2 separate regions of the Homo sapiens genome follow, and region 2 is linked to region 1. A link is a loop called in an ENCODE intact Hi-C map of the cell type or tissue named here. Cell type or tissue: MCF 10A. All regions are shown on one strand. Links, peaks and the distances in the headings refer to the core of each region. The heading gives the core; the rest is flanking DNA. Region 1 holds the start of SIGLEC1 (sialic acid binding Ig like lectin 1). Region 2 holds the start of AP5S1 (adaptor related protein complex 5 subunit sigma 1).

The links. Peaks named below come from ENCODE experiments on the same cell type or tissue, not always from the same donor. Only the 100,000 strongest peaks of a DNase experiment are listed, where the experiment ranks them.
Region 2: it touches region 1 in a loop (25-fold over the local background); 2 of 110 quality-filtered maps call a loop at or near these places.

What each region holds. Positions count from the first base shown.
Region 1 is chr20:3,709,488-3,721,087 of GRCh38, reverse strand. It overlaps SIGLEC1 (sialic acid binding Ig like lectin 1), which reads left to right and starts at 8,488. Exons shown (of 22, transcript NM_023068.4): 1 at 8,488-8,618. RefSeq lists an enhancer at 4,033-4,202 and a silencer at 4,558-4,617. In MCF 10A, for the core only: a CTCF peak has its summit at 4,646 (motif pointing left); a DNase peak (open chromatin) is centred at 4,657.
Region 2 is chr20:3,815,864-3,826,801 of GRCh38, reverse strand. AP5S1 (adaptor related protein complex 5 subunit sigma 1) reads right to left here and starts at 6,255. Exons shown (of 3, transcript NM_018347.3): 1 at 6,044-6,255; 2 at 4,509-4,700; 3 at 1-2,931. The coding sequence starts at 4,684. The coding sequence ends at 2,505. RefSeq lists enhancers at 5,872-6,211, 5,752-6,455 and a silencer at 6,452-6,731. In MCF 10A, for the core only: CTCF peaks have their summits at 6,343, 6,546 (motif pointing right) and 8,256 (motif pointing right); DNase peaks (open chromatin) are centred at 5,181, 6,021, 6,541 and 8,251.

The sequences.
Region 1 (11,600 bases), core at 1,647-9,646:
CAAACTCCTGACCTTGTGATCCACCCGCCTCGGCCTCCGAAAGTGCTAGGATTACAGGCGTGAGCCACTGCGCCTGGGCTCTTTTTTACATTTTCATGGTCAAAGTTTGTAACATTTGCATGCTGTTCGGTAATTATAATGAAATCTTCCATGCTTTATCTTCAGGTTGATTCTGAAAATTGAAAACCAACGGATGTTATGATTGTATAAACGTCATTTACTGCAGAACCACGTAACCAGATAGCTCCTTTGAGAAGGAAACATAGTATCATTTCCTCTACCCTAAAGTGCCTTGATGGAGAATATTTGCTGTTTCAGATGTCAAGGTCAAATGGATTCTCTTTTCTTACACCCCACTAATTGTTCAAAATCATGCTTCAGATGTGTTTTCTTTCTATTTGGTCCTGGAATAGATTTTGTCGTTTCTGGTTCTCCAATTGCCTTTCTTACTTCTTTCTGAGAGAAGAAACAGATGTTGTCTTTGTTATGTCAACCAGAAAGACTACTTGCTGTGCCCACCTTCCTGTGCCTGGATTCTTTGCAGGTGCAGTGAGATGAAGTAGTTGTTGTGTTTATCCAGCATTCCTTCTCTCCTGTCTTTCGGGGAACTGCAGCTCTTTCAGTTCAATGATGTGACTTGGGTTTTTTCCCCATTTTCAGTGGGTGGGCTTGTCACCAAGGTCTGGCAGTTTCCCTTGATGGTAGCTCATCCGAGGGCTGGACACACAACTGAGGCAAGGATAATTGGAGTCCTTCTATGGAATTTGATCAGTGGCTATTAACAGTGAGAAGCACTCATCCCTTTAGCTTCAGGTAAGGCTTGATCCAGGGACTCAATGATGTCCACAAGGACCCAGGGTCAGTATATATCTTTCATCTGCCCTCAGTGTTGTCTTTACCTGCTGGCTCCTCATAATGAACTGTGAGCAGCAACATGCTTCTCTCGTGCAGTAAATGGAAGAGGTGTCAATTCCACCAACCCACAGGGCTTGAGAATACAGCAGGAAAATCAGGGTATTTTTACCCAAAGAAGAGTGAACTAATTTTGGAAACCAAAACCACAGATGTTCACACCCTTTTCTATTGAATTTCTTTTTATTTCAGCAATTCTATTTTAAATTTCCAAGAATTATTTTTTGCTTTCTTTTCATAGCTGCTTTTTTTTTGTTTTATGAACATATTGGCACTAGAATCTTTCTTTTCATAAGTTTTCTTGTATTCCTTGAATTATCTGTTCCCTCCGGGATTGGTTTGTTCACTTTTTGTTTAGTTTATTAAAGAGGAAGTATTGGTCAGGCACGGTGGCTCACACCTGTAATTCTAGTACTTTGGGAGGGCAAGGTGGGTGGATTGCTTAAGCCCAGGAGTTAGAGACCAGTCTAGGCAATATAGTGAGACCCCCATCTCTATATAATTTTTTTTTTTCGATTAGCTGGACATGATAGTGGGTGCCTATGGTCCCAGCTACTTGGGAGGCTGAGGTGGGAGGATCGCTTGAGCCTGGGAGGTCGAAGCTGCAGTGAACCATGATTGCACCATTGCACTCCAGCCTGGGTGACAGAGCGAGACCCTGTCTCCTTGTTGTCCAGGCTGGTCTCGAACTGCTGGCCTCAAGTGATCTGTTCCCCTCAGCCTCCCAAAGTGGTGGGATTACAGGCGTAAGCCACCATGCCCGGCTGACCCCATCTCAATAAATAAGTAAGTAAGTAAATAAATAAATAAATAAATAGGCAGTATGGCTGAGTAGTTCAGAGTCCAACTCAGGAAACAGGTTGCCTGGGTTCAAGTTTCATTTCTCTGCCACTTACCAGCCATGTAAACCTCGGTCAAGGTTATTTTACTGTACCATTCTGTGACTCAGTTTCCTGTAAGTGGAGATAACAATAGCATCTAGCTCAGAGGGTTGCTAAATGAGTTAATAAGTATAAAATTGTCAGAACACTGGATGGGTGTGGTGGCTCATGCCTGTAATCCTGGCACTTTGGGAGGCTGAGGCGGGTGGATCACCTGAGGTCAGGAGTTTGATACTAGACTGGCCAACATGGTGAAACCATGTTGTAACCCGGTCTCTACTAAAAATACAAAAATTAGCCGGGTGTGGTGGGATGTGCCTATAATACCAGGTACTCGGGAGTCTGAAGCAGGAGAATCGCTTGAACCCAGGAGGCAGAGGTTGCAGTGAGCTGAGATTGAGCCACTGCACTCCAGCCTGGGTGACAGAAAAATACTCCATCTCCAAAAAAAAAAAAAAAAAAAAAAGTTGTCATAATACTGCCAGGCCCACAGTAACGGTGCAATAGCTCTTTGTTCTTTGCTGTAGGTTTTTATTTATTTATTTATTTATTTATTTATTTATTTTTTATTTTTTGAGATGGAGTCTCACTCTGTCACCCAGGCTGGAGTGCAGTGGCATGATCTCCGCTCTCTGCAACCTCTACCTCTAGGGTTCAAGCAGGAGGGCAGGGCTTCATCTCCCCCTACTTCTTAGCACTGGGGCCCCAGGATTTACTCGGGCACATCACCTGTTAGAATAAAGACATGAGACCATGTGACTAACCTCTAGCCAGTGGAATATAAGCAGCAATGTAGTGTGCAATTTAAAGAATTACCTTTTTTGTTGTTGTTAAGAGACAAGATCTCACTCTGTCACTCAGGCTGGAATGTAGTGACATAATCATAGTTCAATGCAGCCTCGAGCTCCTGGGTTCAAGTGAACCTCCTACTTCAGCCTCCCAGCTACTCGGGAGGCTGAGGCAGGAGAACCCCACCACACCCAGCTAATTTTTGTATTTTTAGTAGAGACAGGGTTTCACCATGTTGGCAAGGCTGGTCTTGAACTCCTGACCTCAGGTGATCCACCCATCTTGGCCTCCCAGAGTGCTGGGATTACAGGCGTGAGCCAATGCGCCTGGCCTGTTTGTTTCTGGATCTTTCTCTTTGTGTTGGTCTTCCTCACCTGTCTGGTAATACCTGGTAACCAATTCATCTTTATGAACAAAGGGCAGGTTGATTGATACTGGAACTCACCTAGGGTATTTCCTCTGCCCTGCAGTGTTACATGTGGGGGTGGAGAGGTACGTGTGCCAGCTACCAACCCTTTGGGGTGTATTGAGTCCCTGTAGAGAGTCCACTTCTGCTCCGGCCTCTGGGGCAGCTTTCTCTCAGCGTGCTTTGGCTCTGGTTTCCTTTACCCGCATCTGTTCCTGAACGTGATCCTCCCTCTTTCTATCTTCTAGAATTAAATCAAAATCCTGTGCAGTGGATACTTCCCATCCCCCAGCCATCCTGTTCCCAGCCCTTCTGTCTCCTTTTCCCTTTGCTTACTGTGCTCTCAGTGGTATTGGATGGGCCAGGAATGGCAGAGACAAGTTCTCAGTCCACCATCTTGAACTAGATGTTGGTGTGGTGGTTTAAATATGTGTGCGTGTGCGTGTGTGTGTTTAGATGGAGTCTTGCTCTGTCACCCAGGCTGGAGTGCACTGGCACAATCTTGGCTCACTGTGACCGCCACCTCCTGGGTTCAAGTGATTTTCCTGCCTCAGCCTCCTGAGTAGCTGGGATTACAGATGCCTGGCTAATTTTTGTATTTTTAGTAGAGATGGGGTTTCACCATGTTGGCCAGGCTGGTCTCAAACTTCTGACCTCAGGTTATCCGCCCACCTCAGCCTCCCAAAGTGCTGGGATTACAGGCATAAGCTTCCGTGCCCAGACTAAATATTCTTTTTTTTTTTTTTTGAGACAGAGTCTGTCTCTGTGGCCCAGGCTGGAGTGCAGCGGCGCGATCTCGGCTCACTGCAAGCTCCGCCTCCCGGGTTCACGCCATTCTCCTGCCTCAGCCTCCCGAGTAGCTGGGACTACAGGCGTGAGCCACCGCGCCCAGCCGGCTAAATGTTCTTAACTCCATCTGACTCTGTACAGACGGTGTCCTTTGGGGACTGCATGTGTTCCACTGTATGCCCAGACCCTGAGCAGGGAATAAAACGGGAGGACATGTACATGGGTCTTTTAACTTTCTTGTAACGGGCATCCTTGGGCTTGTTGACTTTCCCTGGAAGTCTCTGGCTTCAGAGCCGGTCCCTTAGTGGGTCATTCCACCTAGACCTTGTGGTTGTGTTGAGGAGGGAGGTCCCTTCAGTGTCTCTGAAAACCCCAGAGCCTTGAAACACTCAGGGACAGAAGTGGGTGAGTACAAGATGCATGAACAGGAGAGGAGAGCCAGAGGGACAGATGACAGACTGGGTGAGGTGACTGAATGAGTGAGGGTCCAGGGTGTGGCTATGAGAGTAGAGGTCACCTCGGGTGGAGGAGAGAGGAGAGTACGGCCTTCAGATACCCAATAAGAGAAGCAACAGCAGAGCCAACATTCTCAGAGCTCTTTTGATGTTCCAGGCCCTGGGAACTCTTCATACAAGCTTTCCAGAGGACTCTAGCTTCTGAGTCATTGAGTGACTCCTGGGATCGTAGAGCAGGTGATGGATATGCCTGGATTTGAACCCAGCTCTATGCAGGACCTAGGCTTTTAGCCAGTGAGCTACATGACTCCCATCTGCCCCAAGCTGACTACAGTATGGGTCTCAAAGATCTCCCTTGGGCCTCTATAGACTGAGTTGTCCCCACCTGAGACACAGCAAGTGGGTCTGAAGGCTGAGGAAGCAGAGGGCTCTGGCACCCTCTGGGGGAGGCAGGAGGCTCTGCAGAGATACTGGCAAGGAGGTGGGCAGGGGCCTGAGGCTGGAATCTGGGTAGGTCCAAGGAATGAATGACTGAATTAAGGTCCTGGTTGCTCCACAGGAGGGCAGGGCTTCATCTCCCTCTACTTCTTAGCACTGGGCCCCCAGGATTCACTCGGGCACATCACCTGTTAGAATAAAGACTTAAGACCATGTGACTAACTTCTAGCTTCTAGTGGAATATAAGCAGCAATAAAGTGTACAATTTAAAGAATTACCTTTTTTGTTGTTGTTAAGAGACAAGATCTCACTCTGTCACTCAGGCTGGAATGCAGTGACACAATTATAGTTCACTGCAGCCTCAAGCTCCTGGGTTCAAGTGAACCTCCTGCTTCAGCCTCCTGAGTGGCTGGTATTGCAGGAGTGACCCACCACATCAGCAATTTAAGGAGTTATCTTAAAGTAGAGGGCATGGCCTACTTTGTCCTTTCCTCCATCCTGCTTTCCCGAATGCAGATACAGTGGCTGGAGCGCAAGCAGCCACTTTGGACAATGACTGGAAGCAGCCCATTGACAATGACTGAGCCAAAAAATAAAAAGGGATCTAGTTTCATGATTGTGGAGTTGTCATATCATCTTGGATGCCAACACTTACTTGAGGGAGAGGGTGAAACACTTCTATTTTATTTAAAACACCGTTATTTGGTGTTTTCTATACTTGTAGCAAAACTTATTTTTTTTCAACCAAAAAGTTTTGTCTTTGGCAAATTCTCTAACCTCCCTATGACTTGGTTTTCCTATCTGGAACGAGAATAATTCACTGGGTATGGTGGCTCATACCTGTAATCCCAGCACTTTGGGAGGCCAAGGTGGGTGGATCACTTGACTGGGAACTCTCAGGAGTGTGAGACCAGCCTGGGCAACATGGTGAAGCCCCATCTCTACAAAAAAATACAAAAATTGGCTGCGTCTGGTGGTACTCACCTGTAGTCCCAGCAACTTGGGAGGCTGAGGCAGGAGGATCACTTGAGCCTAGGAGGTCAAAGTTGCAGTGAGCCGAGATTGTGCCATTGCACTCCAGCCTGTCCAGCCTGGGTGACAGTGAGACCCTATCTCCAAAAAAAAAAAAAAAAAAGAAAAAGAATAATTGTTATTAGATGAATGTGTAACAGTGTGACCTACTGAGAAATTACATTTTTTAAAATATTTTGAGGCAGAGTCTCGCTCTGTCATCCAGGCTGGAGTGCAGTAGTGTGATCTCGGCTCACTGCAATCTCCACCTCCCGGGTTCAATCGATTCTCGTGCCTCAGCCTCCTGAGTAGCTGAGACTACAGGCGCCTGCCACCAGGCCCAGCTAATTTTTGTATTTTTCGTAGAGACAGGGTTTCGCCACGTTGACCAGGCTGGTCTTGAACTCCTGGCCTCAAGCGATCTGCCCACCTCGGCCTCCTAAAGTGCTGAGATTACAGGCGTGAGCCACCGTGCCCAGCCTACCTAGTTATTTTTATTTATTTACCTAGTTTGCTGTATACTCAAGGAAATGACAGGAAGCAGTGCTCCCTGACTAATCAAGGTAGACAAGTCTTTGCTCTCCTCATGCTAAGGAAAGGTAAGCAAGTTCTGGGTGTGTTGTTCTGGGACTTAGGCCTTGTATCATCTTGCTAATGTAGCCACAAAATTCTCAGCAGCATCCAGCAATAAATTCACGCATCCACAGGTTGACTGGTCTGGTGGACGTAGGCTGGGCTCAGCTGAGTTTTGTTTCAATCCATGGGTCTGATTCAGGTCATCTGCATGTGTTCGTCATCCTCTTTGGACCAGCAGGTTAGTTGGAGCCTGCCCCTTGCATGGCAATGACAGAAATTCAGGGGGAAAGGCAAACTGCTTAAGTACGTTTCAAGACTTAGTTTGTGTCATGTCCGTGCACATCCATTGGCCAGAGCAAGTCATATGACTAAGGTCAAAGTCAAGGGATGCTTTCCCACCATGAAGCCAAGGGGTGGATGTATAGAGTCCCAGTGGACTGAAGGATTGGTACCCATGTGTCACAACCCCACAGGCCTAGAGCTGGGTGTCTCCGGACCAGCTGTTGAGGGAGGAAGTAATGGGATGAACCCTTTGTGTTTTGGCCGAAAGAGGAAATGGCCCAAGCATAGGAGTGGACACAGGAGCTATAAAGAGGAACAGAGTGATAGAGACCTAATATCTCTGTAGCCTGAGCATTTCAGGGTGGAATGTCACCAGACATCTGCTTTGGGGCACCATGGCCTGCGATTCTGGATCCACCCTGATTTAGGGTTTCACATCCTTTTACACCTGCACACGTGGCCTTGCCCTCAGGGTACAGGGGCCTAATTTGCTGTGGCCAGCTCCCCACCAGTACAGGTAGGCAGGGACTGAGTTGAATTAAGTTTGAGTTGTGAAATTAAAAAAAAAAATGGCCAGGAGTGGTGGCTTACGCCTGTAGTTCCAGCACTTTGGGAGGTCGAGGTGGGAGAGTCACTTGAGCCCAGGTGTTTGAGACCAGCCTGGGAACATAGGGAGACTCCGTCTCTACAAAATAACTTAAAAAATTAGCCGTGCATAGTGGCAAGCGCCTGTAATCCCGGCTTCTTAGGAGGCTGAAGCAGGAGGATTGCTTAAGCCTAGAATTTCGAAGCTGCAGTGAGCCAAAGTGAGCCAAGATTGCACCAGGACACCCCAGCCTGGGCGACAGAGCAAGACACTGTCTCAAAAAACAAAAACAAACAAACAAACAAAAACCAAAAAAAGTCTTGTTGCTTGTATCTGGGATTGCTTGGAGCAATTAACATCTGCTTCACATGTCAAGTGCCTGCACAAACTAGGCCCTCAATAAGATGGGCTGCAGTAATGTAACAGTAACTAGCTGTGGTGGGGGCTTTCCTTTCCTGTCCCAAGGTGGGGGTGAAGGTATAGGATAGTGGCCGGGTGCAGCGGCTCACCTCTGTAATCCCAGAACTTTGGGAGGCCGAGGCAGGCAGATTACTTGGGGTCAGGAGTTCAAGACCAACCTGGACAACATGGTGAAACCCCGTCTCTACCAAAAATACAAAAATTAGCCGGATGTGGTGGTGCATGCCTGTAATCCCAGCTACTCGAGAGGCTGAGGCAAGATGATCACTTGAACTCGGGAGGTGGAGGTTGCCGTGAGCTGAGATTGTGCCACCGCACTCCAGCCTGGACGACAGAGTGAGACTCCATCTCAAAAGCAAAAACAAAACAAAAAGAAAAAAACCAACAACAAGAAGCCAAAAACCAAAAAACGTACAGGACAGTGAGAGGGGAAAGAGAAAACCTGAGGAGTGTCCTGGACATTGGGGCCTTATGTCCCCCACAACACGGGACTGCCTCTTGGGGGTTCTTAAGAGTACTCAGTGGTACAGGGAGGCTCCTGAATGGCTTGGAGAATAACTGCCTTGGTCTGGGCATCGTGTAGTGCATCCCCACCCCAGGCTGGGCGCGCCTCCCTCTCAGGTGTCAGGGAGGAGAGCTGTGTGCAGGAAGCCCCCTTCCACCTCCCCCAGCCTCCCTAAGGGGCTCAGAGAGAGTGGGGTGTGGATTTGGCTGGTGAATGGGAGTCCCCCACTCCATTTCTCACTTTGCCTGGGGAGGCTCCAGCGTTGCAGCGGTCCCACTTCTGCTTGCTGGAGTCCCTAAGTCCCTGGCCTTGCCGAGGGCCTTCCCCTATGGAGGTCTTTCCCGTTTTGGCATTGCGCAAGGCCTGCAGCTGCCTCCCTGACCAGCCTCTGGGTTGGACAGTAGAGCTGAGGCTTTGGGAAAGAGGAAGCAGCCCCTGATACGGGATCCTTCTCTCTTGAGCCGGCAGAGCCCTGGGGAGCCAGCTGCACCAGGAGCTCTTGGCCGTCCTTCCTGTTCTCCTCTCCGCAGGTCCAGCACCGCCGCAGCCACTTCCTTCTGTGGAGCAGGTACCCCTGTCCCTGGTCCCTGGGCCCAGAGGGTGAGTGGAGCATTAGGAGCGGGGCTGGGCTGAAACTGGCTGAGCGGGATAGGGGCAGGGGTCGGGGGGGGGCTCCATCTGGGTGCGAGTGGTGGACCCCAAACCAACCCAAGTCCAAGACACTAATCAAAGATGGACTCAACTGAAACCCTTCCACCACCCCCAAATCCTTCCAACCTGCATCCCAATCCCAGTCCCGACCATCACCCTGCTCTGACCCTACCTCAGCCCCAGCCCCAGCCCCTATTCCAACCTTATCTCACCCTCACCTCACTTGCACCCCAACCCTAACCATTTACTCATCTCATCTAATCCCAACCATCCATCATCCCAACCCTAACCACAACTCCGACTCTATCATCCTCATCTCAACCCAGCCTCCACCGTATCTTAACCATCACCTGCACCCAACTCCAACCTTCACCCTTACCCCCACCCATCACTCAACCTCAATGTCCACCCCAATCCCAGCCTTAATTTGCTTCCAGAATTCCAACCTGATCATCACCCTGACCTCAGCCCCAGCCCAGCCCAACGATAATCTCTCCTTACTCTAACCCCAGCACAATTCCACTTCATCCATCACCACTTCGTCCGTCCACAGGAGGGCTTCTGGTGCTGTCCAGCACAGTTTGGAGAGTGAGCACTCCAGCCAGAAGCATTTAGAGCCAGATTAAGGAATGAAGTGTGAAATTTCTACTGCCCATGTCAAAGCCAATAAGCATTAGTTATGGATTCTATGGCTCTGAGAATTAAACATTTGGCCTGTGATTGGGGATTTCCACTATTTTGACCATAATCTGCTCCAGGAATTGCCCATCCGTACCCTGACTCCCTATCTGTGGGCCAGTAACCTCCAGCTGGCCATGTCACCCTGTGTTCTTCCTTCTCTAGCCCAATGGGGAAGTTGGGGAGAAGCCTTGGTGTCAGGAAACAGAAACTGAATCCTACACCCGGGCCTAGCTGTCCATAGGGAAACTGCCTCTGCCCTTTCTTCCCCAGCTAAACTTGGCCTCTGGAATCAGAGGTCAGGGACTTGGGGCCCCAGCCAACCCTCCAAGACCTCCTGAGGCACTTGGTCTCAAACAGGCAGCAAACGTGAGTGCCCACTGTGTACCAGGCCAGCTCAAGCCACCCTGATGCAACACATACCAATAGTAGGAGTGGGGATTTAAAATCCTGTCTTCAGAGCACCCAAGACTTGGAGACCCAAGTATGAACCTCAGGAACCTCCTGTCTGGGGAACAATGATTTCCAAAAGAGTCACCCAAGGGAGGGATGGTTCAGGGCTGCAGAGCTGCCTGCTCCCTGTTGCTGGCACACCGCCCCCTTTCCCGGGACCCGCAATTCCCCCTCGACCACCAGGGGGCGCTGCGTGCTCACTAGGCCACAGCTGCAACCCAAGTTGCGGGGGGCGGGGGGCGGGGCACTGTCCCCTCAACTCCAGGCTTTCAAACAGGGACAGAGATCTCCTTTCTGAGCGGTCCCTGCTCTTTCTGTTTCCAGAACAGTTATCTGGGCTGAAGCTGGCCTTTGTGGTGACAGGCTGAGCCAATAGGCTGGATTCCGGTGGGGCTGACCCCTTTGGGGTTAGGGCCGGGCTAAGCATAGGTGGCCTCTACATTATGTGATGGGAGTGGTCCTGGAAAGGGTCCTCCCCCGCGCCCTGTTCCAGGGTCGCTGTGTCCAGAACCCCACCATTCTTCCATCAGGTTCACGATTGCCCTTTTCAGGACCCCAAATGGGAGGAACAGGGGAGCTGGGACAAGATAGCTGCCCTGGCCATAGCAGAGCTGACCCTGACATCCCCTGTGGCCAGGGACACATCTGACCCCCAGTGTGCCCAGCAGGCTGCTTTTCTTCACGGTGAGGTGTCCAGGTCCCAGGGCCCCAGCTATATCATTCTCCAGTGGCCAAGAACCTGGTGTGGAGGCTGGGGGTGCATCTTCCCAGAAGAGGAGGAGGCCTAGGGCTTCCTAGAGAACTGGAGATGAGCCCTTGGGCCTCCATAAATGGCCAGATCAGTCCACTCCAGCAGCCTGCGAGAGGGCTGGGTCCCCTGGGGAGCGGTGTCCTTCCTGTCCCAATCCCGCCCTGTACTGTGCCCCCTGCTGGGGCACCTTCTGCCTTCTGCAGCAGGCTAAGTCCCACCTGGTCAGCCTGACTGGCCCTGGGCCTCGGCTCACCCCCTTCCCAGGTGTGACCCCTGGTAGTCATTGGAATCTGCTGAGCCCAGCCCCTGAGGCGGATGGGCTGGGAGCTGGGAGGTCATGAGTTTCCTGTCCCCACTTCCAGCCTCCTCGTTCACTTGGCCAAGTCAGCATTTAGGACCAGGGAGGATTGCAAAGTTGGCAACATGGGTGTGTATGTGGTGAAATATACATAATGTAAAATTTACTGTTTTAACTGTCTTTAAGTGTACACCCCATGACATTAGGTACATTTGCAATATTGTGTAACCATCACCACTATTTCCAGAACTTTTTCATTATCTGAGAGACTCAGCAATCATTAAACATTAGCTCCCCCTCCCTGCAGCCCCTGGTTACCTCTATCCTATTCTACTTTCAGTCTCTGAATATACGTAGTCTAGATATTTCATGTAATTGGAACCCTACAATATTTGCCCTTTTGTGTCTGGCTGGTTTCACTGAGCATAATGTTTTCAAGGTTCACATATGTTAGAATTCATTCCTCCTTATGGCCGATTGATATTCCATTGTATGTACATACCACAGTTTGTTTATCCACATCCATTCACTGATGGACACTTGACCTGTTTCCACCTTTTAGTGGAATAGTGCTGCCGTGAACATTGGTGTACTCTGTTAGAGTCCCTGTTTTCAGTACTTTTGGGTATATACCTAGGAGTGGAATTGCTGGATCATATGGTAATCCTATGTTGACTTTTTGAGGAATGACCCAATTGTTTTCCACAGTGACGGAACCA
Region 2 (10,938 bases), core at 1,591-9,590, 110 kb before region 1:
CTCGATAAATATATGGTGAGCATAAATTGTGGTGGAAACCCAGCCCAAGAGGCTGGGGCAGAAGTGTGAAGTGTGGGAAGGGTGCTGGGCAAGCTCATCTGGTTAAGAAAACCCTGGTCCAGCTGGACAGGAACTGGAGCTCAGCAGCCCCACGGTGTGGTCTCAGTCTCTACTATTCTCTTGTCCATCAGTTTGCCCCACCTCATGAGAACCAGGCCACCAGCCACGCCTAACCTCAACTTCCCACAGCTCCCAGGGGAGCAGAGTCTCAACCTCTTCCTTAAGTTCCGTTTGAAAAAAAGGCAGAAAGAATTCAGATCAGTAAGCTTGAGCCTTTCCATAGAGGACAAAATGGCCTGTTCCCTGAGAACACAGCCAATCCACCAGGACCGCCAGCCTGGGGTGAGGGGTGGGCCAGGAGAACAGAATGTATAGGGAAGGGGTGTCCCTACTAGAGGCCTGTGGGACATTTCCACTGGTGGGACTTGGCCACACACACAGAGTAACATCCCTTTAGGTCTTCATGGTCAAGGTGGTTTGTGGCACCATAAAATGGAAAAGGTGGCCTCATCCCAATTATGTTGACAGTGGTGGTAGAAGGCCTGGCATGGCTGGTGGCCTTGGCCATGGACTTGGAAGGGCTAATCATCAGTGCTGCCTCCAAAGTGGGTGTAGTTGGGTCCATCCTGGATGCTAAAGGGCAACTGATGGATGGCAAGCATGAGAGCTGAGCACCTAGGAGGCTCGTTCTGCCAAGAAAGCCTCACCTTCCTTGGTAACAGGAAGATCATGAAAATCAATGTAAACTGAAGTGGTTTTTCCCCCACCCCCCGCCCCCAACTGAGTAAGTTTAAACCTTCACTAGAAGCTGCTGATTGAAGACCTCCTAACCACCGACTTTTGGTACCCCACCCATATCCCTTTGGGACTCAACATGGTGCAGGCAGGCCCAGCTCCACATTGCCTGAAGGCTTTTTCTCAGGGGCAGAAAGAGCCAGGGAATGTATGCACCCTGGGATCAACCTGTAACCACTGACTAAAGGCAGTAGGCAAACACCCACAGCCGCCACCTCTCAGGTGAGGTAATTCAGAGGCAACTGCTGTGTGCAGCCCCCTAGAGGCACTCAGCTCCCTACCACAGTCCTAATAGGCTTGACAAGCATTCACGAGGACTGTGTCCCCTTCCTGCTTCCCGGGATCACCGCCCACCCCACATAAACCACTCGCACCAATTCTCAGCCCAAGCACTGCTTCTCAGACGGCTCTGCCACAGCCACCTGCCACCTGTGACATATACTTTGGTGGAGAAATGTGTGCCACCATCCAAAGGAGGCCTCTAAGGAGACAGAGGTGAGGTGGGGATGAGAGATGGAGGCATCCCAAGAAGCCTCCTAGGGGGATCCTTGACCACGAAAGCTCAGACACGCAGCTTTGGGGCCATCCAGAGAGGCACTCACTCATAGGAGCAGGATGCACGCATCAAACTCACAGAAAGAGGGTAAAATCACACAGCCAGTGCTTTTAATTCAAAACGAAAAATATGTCATCCAGGCTAGACTGCTCACATTCATCTGACAGCAACTTCTCTCCCTGCAGATGAGGGAAGGCTGTGATGACTTTATCTCGAGCCTGCCTGGTGGGAACGGGCTTGGCACAAAAGGAGCTGCAGAATCCTGCTGCTGATTGGCAGATGCATTTCTGAACTCAGCGGGGGCTGGACACTGAGCAGGACCTTGTTGATAATACTGCCTAAGTGGGCACAAAGCCAGGGGCTGTGGCCTGCCAGCATGCAGGCACAGCTCCTCCACCCTCAGGGGAGTCTGAGACCCCTTTTGTGTTTCGATGACTGTGGGATTTTTTTTTTTTTTTTGAGATGGAGTCTCACTCTGTTGCCCAGGCTGGAGTGAAGTGGCGCACTCTCGGCTCACTGCAAACTCTGCCTCCCAGGTTCAAGTGATTCCCATGACTCAGCCCCCTGAGCAGCTAGGATTACAGGTGGGCGCCATACACCCAGCTAATTTTTGTATTTTTAGTAGAGATGGGGTTTCACTATGTTGGCCAGGCTGGTCTTGAACTCCCGACCTGAGGTGGTCCAACCACCTCAGCCCCGCAAAGTGCTGGGATTACAGGCGTGAGCCACCGCGCCTGGCCTTGACTGTGGGTTTGGAAGAAGAGCGGGGTGAGCTCCAGGCAGCTCCTCACCCTAGCACTATCGGCTGGCAGGGATGGAGGAAGGTGGGTTCAAGGACAAGCGTGGCTGCCGCACGGCAGCGGTCTAAGTAACACAGCAGCTCTAGGCTCAGGAAGTTCTGTGGTTCCACTAACCTGAGGACAGGCAGGACCTCCTCCACCCTCTGCCCAGCCCCCTTTCTGCAGGCTTGTGTCACCCACTTGTCCTGGTATAGCAGCACATCAGAGCTGCTGGGTAGGAGGGAGATGCCAAGCTTCATCTGGCTGTGTGTCTACCCTCTGCCTGCCCTCAGAAGCACCATCCCAACGAGGAATCAGCGGGGCCAAGCGGCACTGAATTCCTTCTCCAGGCCTTGGACAAACTGGTCGTTGAGGAAAAGCAGCTGACCATGTGGCAGGAAGCGGGTGAGGATGCCCTCAATGCGGTCAGCCCGCAGCAGAAGGCTGGTGCTGGGCGCCAGCAGCCGGAGGTGGTCAAGGAGGAGGCGTGTCAGCAGCCGGAGCGTGCCCTCAGCCAGTAGCAGGTTCTCATGGGCATCCAGCACCAGGGCAAAGCCTAACGAGAGCACGCCCAGCCACACCACCGTCCGTGGCTCCTGGAAAGGGTTCTCTGCTGCCAGGCGGAAAGCCCCACGTGGGGCCTCGTGCAGCGGCACTTGCTCATCTGAGGATTGCGGCTGCAGGTCCATGGGGGGCCGGCCAGATGCCTGCTGCTGCAGCCGACACATTGACTCTACCTGCCTGGGGAGAGTGGGCAGGTCAGGCTGGTGGGCTCACACACCAACTCTGTCATCCTCATGATCAACCCTGGTGCTGGGAGCTACCATCATCCCCATATCTCAAGTGAGAAAACTGAGGCCTAGAGAGACTAAGTGATCTGCCCAGGGCCACAGAATCAGGAAGTGTGAGCCTCCAGGTCCTGAACCACTTTATTCCATGTGGCCAAGAGGGCAGGTTTTCAACCCAGCTCCTTGGGCTGAAAAAGGGCACCAGAGGAAGAAGATCCTGCCCTCACCTGCTTCACAGAGGCCTTCTCCACATAAAGGAAAGGGAAGCGGCTTGGCCAGGCGCGGTGGCTCAAGCCTGTAATCCCAGCACTTTGGGAGGCCGAGGCGGGCGGATCACGAGGTCAGGAGATCGAGACCATCCTGGCTAACATAGTGAAACCCCGTCTCTACTAAAAATATTTAAAAAAATTAGCCAGGCGTGGTGGCGGGCGCCTGTAGTCCCAGCTACTCGGGAGGCTGAGGCAGGAGAATGGCATGAACCCAGGAGGCGGAGGTTGCAGTGAGCCAAGATTGCGCCACTGCACTCCAGCCTGGGCGACAGAGCAAGACTCCATCTCAAAAAAAGGAAAGGGATGAGGCAGAAAATAAACGCCATCACCCAACGTGGGCAGTCCAATCTCCACCCTATCCTGCAACCCTCTCCAAATATGAAAGAAAGACCTTCCATTGGACCAACAAGGCTTCTTAGAAGCTCCCTTTGATCTTTCCTGAATCACCTTCCAGTCTGAGCCACGCACAGGCTGGTTTTAAAGGCATGTATTTGGTTTTCTGAGCTACAGGGAGGGGAAGGAGAATAAGAAGAACAAGGGAAAGGCAGGAGTTGGCAGAAGGTTGCCCCAGAGTGGTGCTACCCCACCCAGAATGCGGAGGTCCAGGAGGCTCCAGCACCTACCAGTTCTGGCTGGGTCTGAGAGGGGAAGAGCCAAGGCTAGCCACCCTAGTCTGGAACAGTATATTCCAAACTGTGATCTGGATCCCTGGCTTTCTGGAGTCCTCATGTACCACATCCTCTCTCTTCGTTAGAAATTCATAAAGTCTACAGGCACACTAAAGGCCCTGTTAAGTACTGCACTGAAAAGCATGTTTAATCTGTACTGTCTGCCTGCCTACTCTCAAATCTTAGTTCTGCTACTTTCTAGCTATGTAACCTTGGACAGGTTAAATTCCTCAAACACTCTATACCTCAGTTTACTCATCTATAAGGTGGAGATAATAACTATACCTACCTCAAAAGACTATTATGAGGATTAAATGAGTTAATATATATAAGATGTTCAGAATATAAATGCTTAGCACTTACAGGCTGAACAAATGCTAATTATACTAATAATGATAACAGAATTATTATTTATTTAACCCTTTTCACGTAACACTTATGAAAAGCTGTGGAAGACTCTCTGGGAAATGCTACTCTAAAACTTCCTCTCTGCTTCTTAGTCCTCCTATTTCTCTGCGTCCCCACTCCCCGAAAATACCTATTACAATCAGGTACGTGTTCAATGAAGGCCTGGGGCTGGGCTGTGTGGTTACCTGGCCACAGCTAAAATCTGTTCCTTCCGGAGAAGCCTGTCCCTCTCGGCACCATGCGGCCGTGGGTCATCAGGTGACTTCTCAGCACCGAAGACGCAGGAGTACAGCACTCGGCAAAGGCCCGTGTCCTCAGTATTCGGGGCCCTCAAGGTGTGAATGAGGAAGGCGTGGACCATGGCTCCAGGGTGGGTGCTACAGGGAAGCCAGAGACATTGGTAAGGTGAGAGTGAACCCCAGCAGGAGAGGCGACCACAGGAAGGGGCTGACCTGGCAGTGTCTGGGAGTGTATCCAGAGGCCAGTGAGGCTGAACACTTTGAATAACAGCATCTGAACAACATCACATAACAGAATCCAGTGATAAAAAATCTCAGACATACATAAGCAGAATAGGCATAAACTAAAAAAAAAAAAAAAGAAAAAAGAAAAACAAACAAACAAACAAAAAAAATCTCAGACCACCCTAAACCTAGTTCTACAAAACAACAGGTATCTTCAAAAGCGTCAAGGTCATGCGGTCATGGAAAACCTGAGGAGCTGCTCCAGACCGAAGGAGACTGAAGAGACCAGATAGCTGAATGCGACGTGTACTCCTGGATCGGGTCCTGGACCAAGAAAAGGGTAATTTGGGCCAGGTGTGGTGACTCACGCCTGTAATCCCAGCACCTTGGGAGGTCTAGGTGGGCGGATCACTTGAGGTCAGGAGTTCCAGACCAGCCTGCCAACATGGTGAAACCTCATCTCTACTAAAAATAAATTAGCCGGGCATGGTGGCGCATGGTTGTAACCCCAGCTACTTGAGAGGCTGAAGCCACAGAATCGCTTGAACCCGGGAGGGGAGGCTGCAGTGAGCCGAGATCGCACCACTGCACTTCAGCCTGGGCGACAGAGGGAAACTCTTGTCTCAAAAAAAAAGAAAGAAAAACAAAAGGATAATTTCCATAAAGGGCATTATTAGGACACTAATAAAAACTTTAAAAACATTTCAATATGGACTATGGGTCAGAAAAAGTCTTGACCAATGTTACCCGATTTTGAATGCAGGAGCTCGTCCTTGTTTTTAGAAAATAAACACGGATGGGCCTCTAAATATAGAGGAAACAGGATTTCATATCTGCAACTAACTCACTTGGTCCAGGGAAGAAAAAAGGCAGAGAGAAAAACAGAGGAAATAATAAGGTAAATGGGGCAAATGAGGTTACAACTTGTGAATCTCATCCAAGTGCATACAGGAGTTACCTGAAACTGTTTCAAAATAGAAACTAAATAATAGTAATGGTTATCTGGCTGGCTCAGTGGCCGGCCCGGGGGTTGAAAGGCGGCGGGTACACAGTCAGTGGGTATCTGTAGCTAAGGCTAAACAGACCGTCAGTTTAAACTGGTAAAATAGCAGGTTCGCAAAGGCACTTCGAGAACCGGAGCCCAGCACCCAATTGCTGACCTCCGCAACCCTCCAGCCGCCAGCAGAGCGCGTCATCACTCCGCGCCGCCGCGTCCCGCCTCTACTAGAGAAATGGTAGCGGTCAAGACAGCTTACGTCACTGCCTCCGTAACCTTGAGGCGCAAGGCACTTCGGGGGTTGTAGTTTCTTACTCCGGTCAGCCAGGCCTAAATGGGGCACCCCGCCCTGAATGTGTTGCCCCTGCAGCTCCGGTCCGCTGTCGTCGAGGCGTCGCCTCAGCCTTCCGTCCGGGCCCGCGGACTGCCACCAAGCGCTCCCCTCCGTGGCAGGAGAGCAATGGCGGCTGCGCGGCCCGTGGGCGCCTGCGCACGTCGGTCGCGGGCGCGCGCGCCAGCTGACGCCGTCGGGTTGGGCGGAGCGCTCATGTCCAGCGCGGTGCTGCAGCAGCCAGGTGCTGGCGGCATATCCCGATGCTTGGACCCTCGGCGTGGGCTGGCCTTGCAGTCAAAACCCTCCGGCCCCGAGCTGCCGGCAGGGACCATGCTGGTCACTCTCGCTGCGGGCTCGAAGCGTCCCCCGCTCGTTGCCCTAGATCAGCGGAGCCCCAGGCTGCCGACCCCGGCGGCCGCGAGGGGGCGCCGCGGCTCGGAGCGCGGAGTCTGCGGAAAAGGCCGGGGCCTAGTTGTCCCCGGAGGGCGGGGCGCGTCGCCTGCGGCCTTAGGAGGCTCCGGGACGGGCGGCGGGTGGACCTAGGCCGGGCCGCGCAGCTACGGGCTGCGGCTGAGTTCTTATCTAGCCAACATGCGTGAGAATCACTGGGGCACCAGTTCAAATGTACATTCCTGGGCTGTACCCCCGGAAATTATGACTTTGGAGGGAAATATGTGTATTTAGGCACATGGGTATTTTGCGCGGATTTTAAATACAAATATGTGTATTTTGCGCAGATTCTGAATTTGTGGGTTCCTGCAGCGGTTTAATGCTGTCACTCGGTTCGGCGCAGAACGATTCGAACGCTGCTTCTGGACTCTCAGTGTGTGTCCCTGGCAGATCTGTCAATTTCATTGGGCCCCAGTAAAACCTTGTAGAGTGTCGCCCAGGGCGAACGCTTAGTAGGGCTGACCAGCAAGCCCCCTTCTTGACTGGAGGCCATCAAAACAACAGGGAAGAGGTTTATACCTTAAACCTGAAAGGGGCACTCTGGCGCTAACCCCTATAGAGCCTTACGTAAAAGCCCCAACTTGGAGGCTTGGCCCATTGGTGTTTGGGGGCCCCACAAGGCCTGCCTGGGCCTCACTGCCTGACTTGCATGTGTTCCTCCAGCCACCACCACCACTACCACCCCCACCGCGACCATGAAGCTGCACCTCCTTTACCTCTTGGCATGTGAATGGCTTCAGCCTTGTCCCCCAAATGTGCCTCGGAGCCTCCCCCACTGACTGTTCCCCCAGCCTAGAATTCCCTTTCCCGGCTTTTTTTTTTTTTTTTTTTTTTTTTGCAGCCTCGCTGCCCGCTCCCATCAGCAATGCTCCTACCTCAGCCCCCCAAGTAGCTGGGACTATAGGCAGGCAACACATCCAGCTACTTTAAATTTTTTTGTAGAGTTAGCGTCTCACTGTATTGCCCAGGCTGGTCTTGAACTCTGGGCTCAAGTGATCCTCCCGCTTCTCCCCCACAAATTGCTAGGATTACAGGCGTGAGTCTCCACGCCTGGCCTTTCCTGTCCTTTTAATTGACCTTGTAGATATATACTCAGACAAAATGGGAGGAAGCCTTCCTGCTCAGGCTGCCCGTTGGCATTCAGCTGCGGCCTTTGCACCCCTGTGAATCAGGTCTCACCAATAGTGCTGATGGCTTCCATCTCCACTCCCCAGGGCCATGCACAACACAGGACTGGAGCCGGCTTGAACACGCTCTTTGGTGACAAGAAAGGAGAACAGGGTAGGGTGGCCCAGGCAGGGATCCTAGAGCCAGCACCCCCTGAGAAAGTGCACTCTGGGCCCCTTAAGCCATAGGACCCAGGATAGGTTAGGAGGTGACTGAAGGGAAGCTGCAGGTGGCCAGGGCCTGGCCAAAGCATGTGACAACACGTAAATGTGTGTGCAGGTGTTGCGGCAAGCCCAGAGACTGTGGGGCCTCAGCTACGAGGCTGGGGAGTGATGTTGGCACAGCTCCTGGTCCCCAGTCCCTATTGCTCTCAGCCAGGGCTGGTGTCTGCCAGCTGATTACAGCAGAGAGCTAGCAAGGAGAGGGCTCTGGTTGCTGGGGGCCACCTGGCATCTGGAACACAGTTTCCCAGCCTCTGTCCACTCCTCAGGCAGTGAGTCAACACCAAGTTTCTGACCACTAGAGGGCTGGCCTCATGTGAGGTGTGTGGAGGAGACAGCTGTGGGAGGCTGGCTTGAGCTACTACTCCCAGAGGACAGTGGGAGACCCAGATGGAGGTGACAGCATGGAGGGCTTCCTCAGCCTACTGGGAGTGGGGGTTTTGCTTGATGGTTTTGCTGGAGGCTGCTTGTGGGTGTGCCCTGGGAGATCCCTTTTCCTTGGCCACTGGGCTCTCCTGGGTCCAACCCATGCTTCTGAGAGTCTGTTCTGGGTACATTGGGAATGTCTATGCCTGCTAGCTCAGACATCATCTAAAACAGCAAGCCCAGCAGTGGCTACTCATGCTGACCTCACTGCTCCATGACCCAGCAGCGCCACTCTTGATGTGTACCTGAGTGAAATAAGGGCTGTTGTTCACCAAAAGACACAAATAGAATATTCATAGTATCTTTGCTCTTTTTTTTTTTTTTTTTTTTTTTTTGAGATGGAGTCTTGCTCTTGTCACCCAGGCTGGAGTGCAGTGGCACGATCTCGGCTCACTGCAACCTTTGCCTCCTGGATTCAAGCGATTCTCCTGCCTTAGCCTCCCGAGTAGCTGGGGTTACAGGCACCTGCCACCACGTCTGTCTAATTTTTGTATTTTCATTAGAGACGGGGTTTCGCCATGTTGGCCAGGCTGGTCTCGAACTCCTGGCCTCATGAACTCCTGCCCGCCTTGGCCTCCCAAAGTGCTGGGATTACAGGCATGAGCCACCGCCCCTGGCCAGTATCTTTACTCTTAATTGTCCCAAACTGGAAACTACCCAAATATCCATCAGTTATGGAATGATGGATAAATTGTGGTATACTCGTACAGTGGAATAGTATAGGGCAATGGAAAAGAACAACTACTGATACACAACATGAGTGACTCTCACAGACACAATGTTCAGTGAAAGAAGCCAGTCACAGAAGTGTACATGCCATGTGACTCCATTAACATAAAAGGTCCAAATCTAGGCAAGCCATGCTGCACTGTTACAAGTCAGAATGGTGGTTATCCCAGGGAGGCAATGACTGGAGAGGCATGGAGCTTTAGGAGATGGTCACATTCCAAGTCTTGATCTGGGTGGTGATTACATGAGTATATTCTCTTTGTAAGTATTAACCAAGCTGGACACTTAAGATATATGCACTTTTCTATATACTAAATTCAATTAAAACCTTAACAATGGCTGTGACAATTCCACTAAAACGATTTTACTTTGAAGTCTGCCTTTAAACTGGAAGATAAGAATGGGATAGCCGGGCGCAGTGGCTCACGCTTGTAATCCCAGCACTTTGGGAGGCCGAGGAGGGTGGATCACGAGGTCAGGAGATCGAGACCACGGTGAAACCCCGTCTCTACTAAAAATACAAAAAATTAGCCGGGCGTGGTGGCGGGCGCCTGTAGTCCCAGCTACTCGGAAAGGCTGAGGCAGGAGAATGGTGTGAACCCGGGAGGAGGAGCTTGCAGTGAGCCGAGATCGCGCCACTGCCCTCCAGCCTGGGTGACAGAGCGAGACTCGTCTCAAAAAAAAAAAAAAAAAAAGGAATGTGATAGAATCCTTCCCCTGCCCCAAGGCTTGAATTCTGGCAGGGTTGAGGTTTTTAGCATGAGAAGAAATTTAGAGCATAGCCTTTCATTTAACAGATAACTAAGTGGGCTCAGAGATGCTCCCTGATGTGGCCAGTGTCTCACAGCATGGTGCCAAGTGGAAGGCACCGGGGACATGAGCTCTGCTCCCTGGAGCAGCCACCATGGAAGTAAGAGAGGTCGGGGGAGGACTGTACGTGGAGGGAGGACTTGAACAAGATCGCAAAGGATGGAGATGGCCTAAAAGTGAGAACACACCATTCATTTGTGTGCTCATCCACTCATTCTGCTGGGAAAATCCTCTGGGTGCTTAGAGTTCCCATCAGGCTCTGTGCAGACAGGTGCAATGGCCAAGGCAAGTAGGAGTCAAGATGGCCAACAGATTCAGAAGTGGGGAGGACTCTGGAGGAGCAATCTGGCAAGACTGTGTGGAGGAGGGAGCATCTGAACTGGGCTTTCTGGAGAGGTAGGAGTTCAGTAGCTGCAGATGGCAGGAAGGGCATTCTGGATATAAGGACTAGATCAGAGCAAATACAAAGGGTGAAAAGAAGCCAGCCTTCCCAGACTCAGGGTCCCCTGGCCCTCCTTTATTTAGAGGACATGAGTCCAATCAGAAATGCATCTGCATCCTCCCCAGCCGGTGGGGCACTGTAGGAGCCACCTGGGTGAGGCCTCAGGAAAGTCATTGTTTTCCAAATAAGGGGGGCAGACTCAGTGCCATTCTCTGACTTTTTGTGACCCCAGGGCCAAAAGCTGTGTGCTGAGAACAGTGAGGCAGGAAGGAGCCTCGGCCCCAGAGATGCTGCAGAGTCTACTTGTTGAGTGAGGTGTACAGACATTTATGTGGTTAAACCGCTGAGTGGGGTTTCTGTTACATGCAACTTAACGCCCTCCTAAGTGAGGCAGCATGTGAAGTGGACAGGGTAGAGCCTGGCACCTAGTAGGCACTCTATACATCAATAAATGTTGACCACCGTTAATCCAGCGGCAGACAGGGGAAGGTATCAGAGAGGACTTGATCAGCACCAGAAAAAACAGGTGGGGCAGCTCAGAGGTGAGGGGGGACCAGCAGGACATCCTGTGGTTG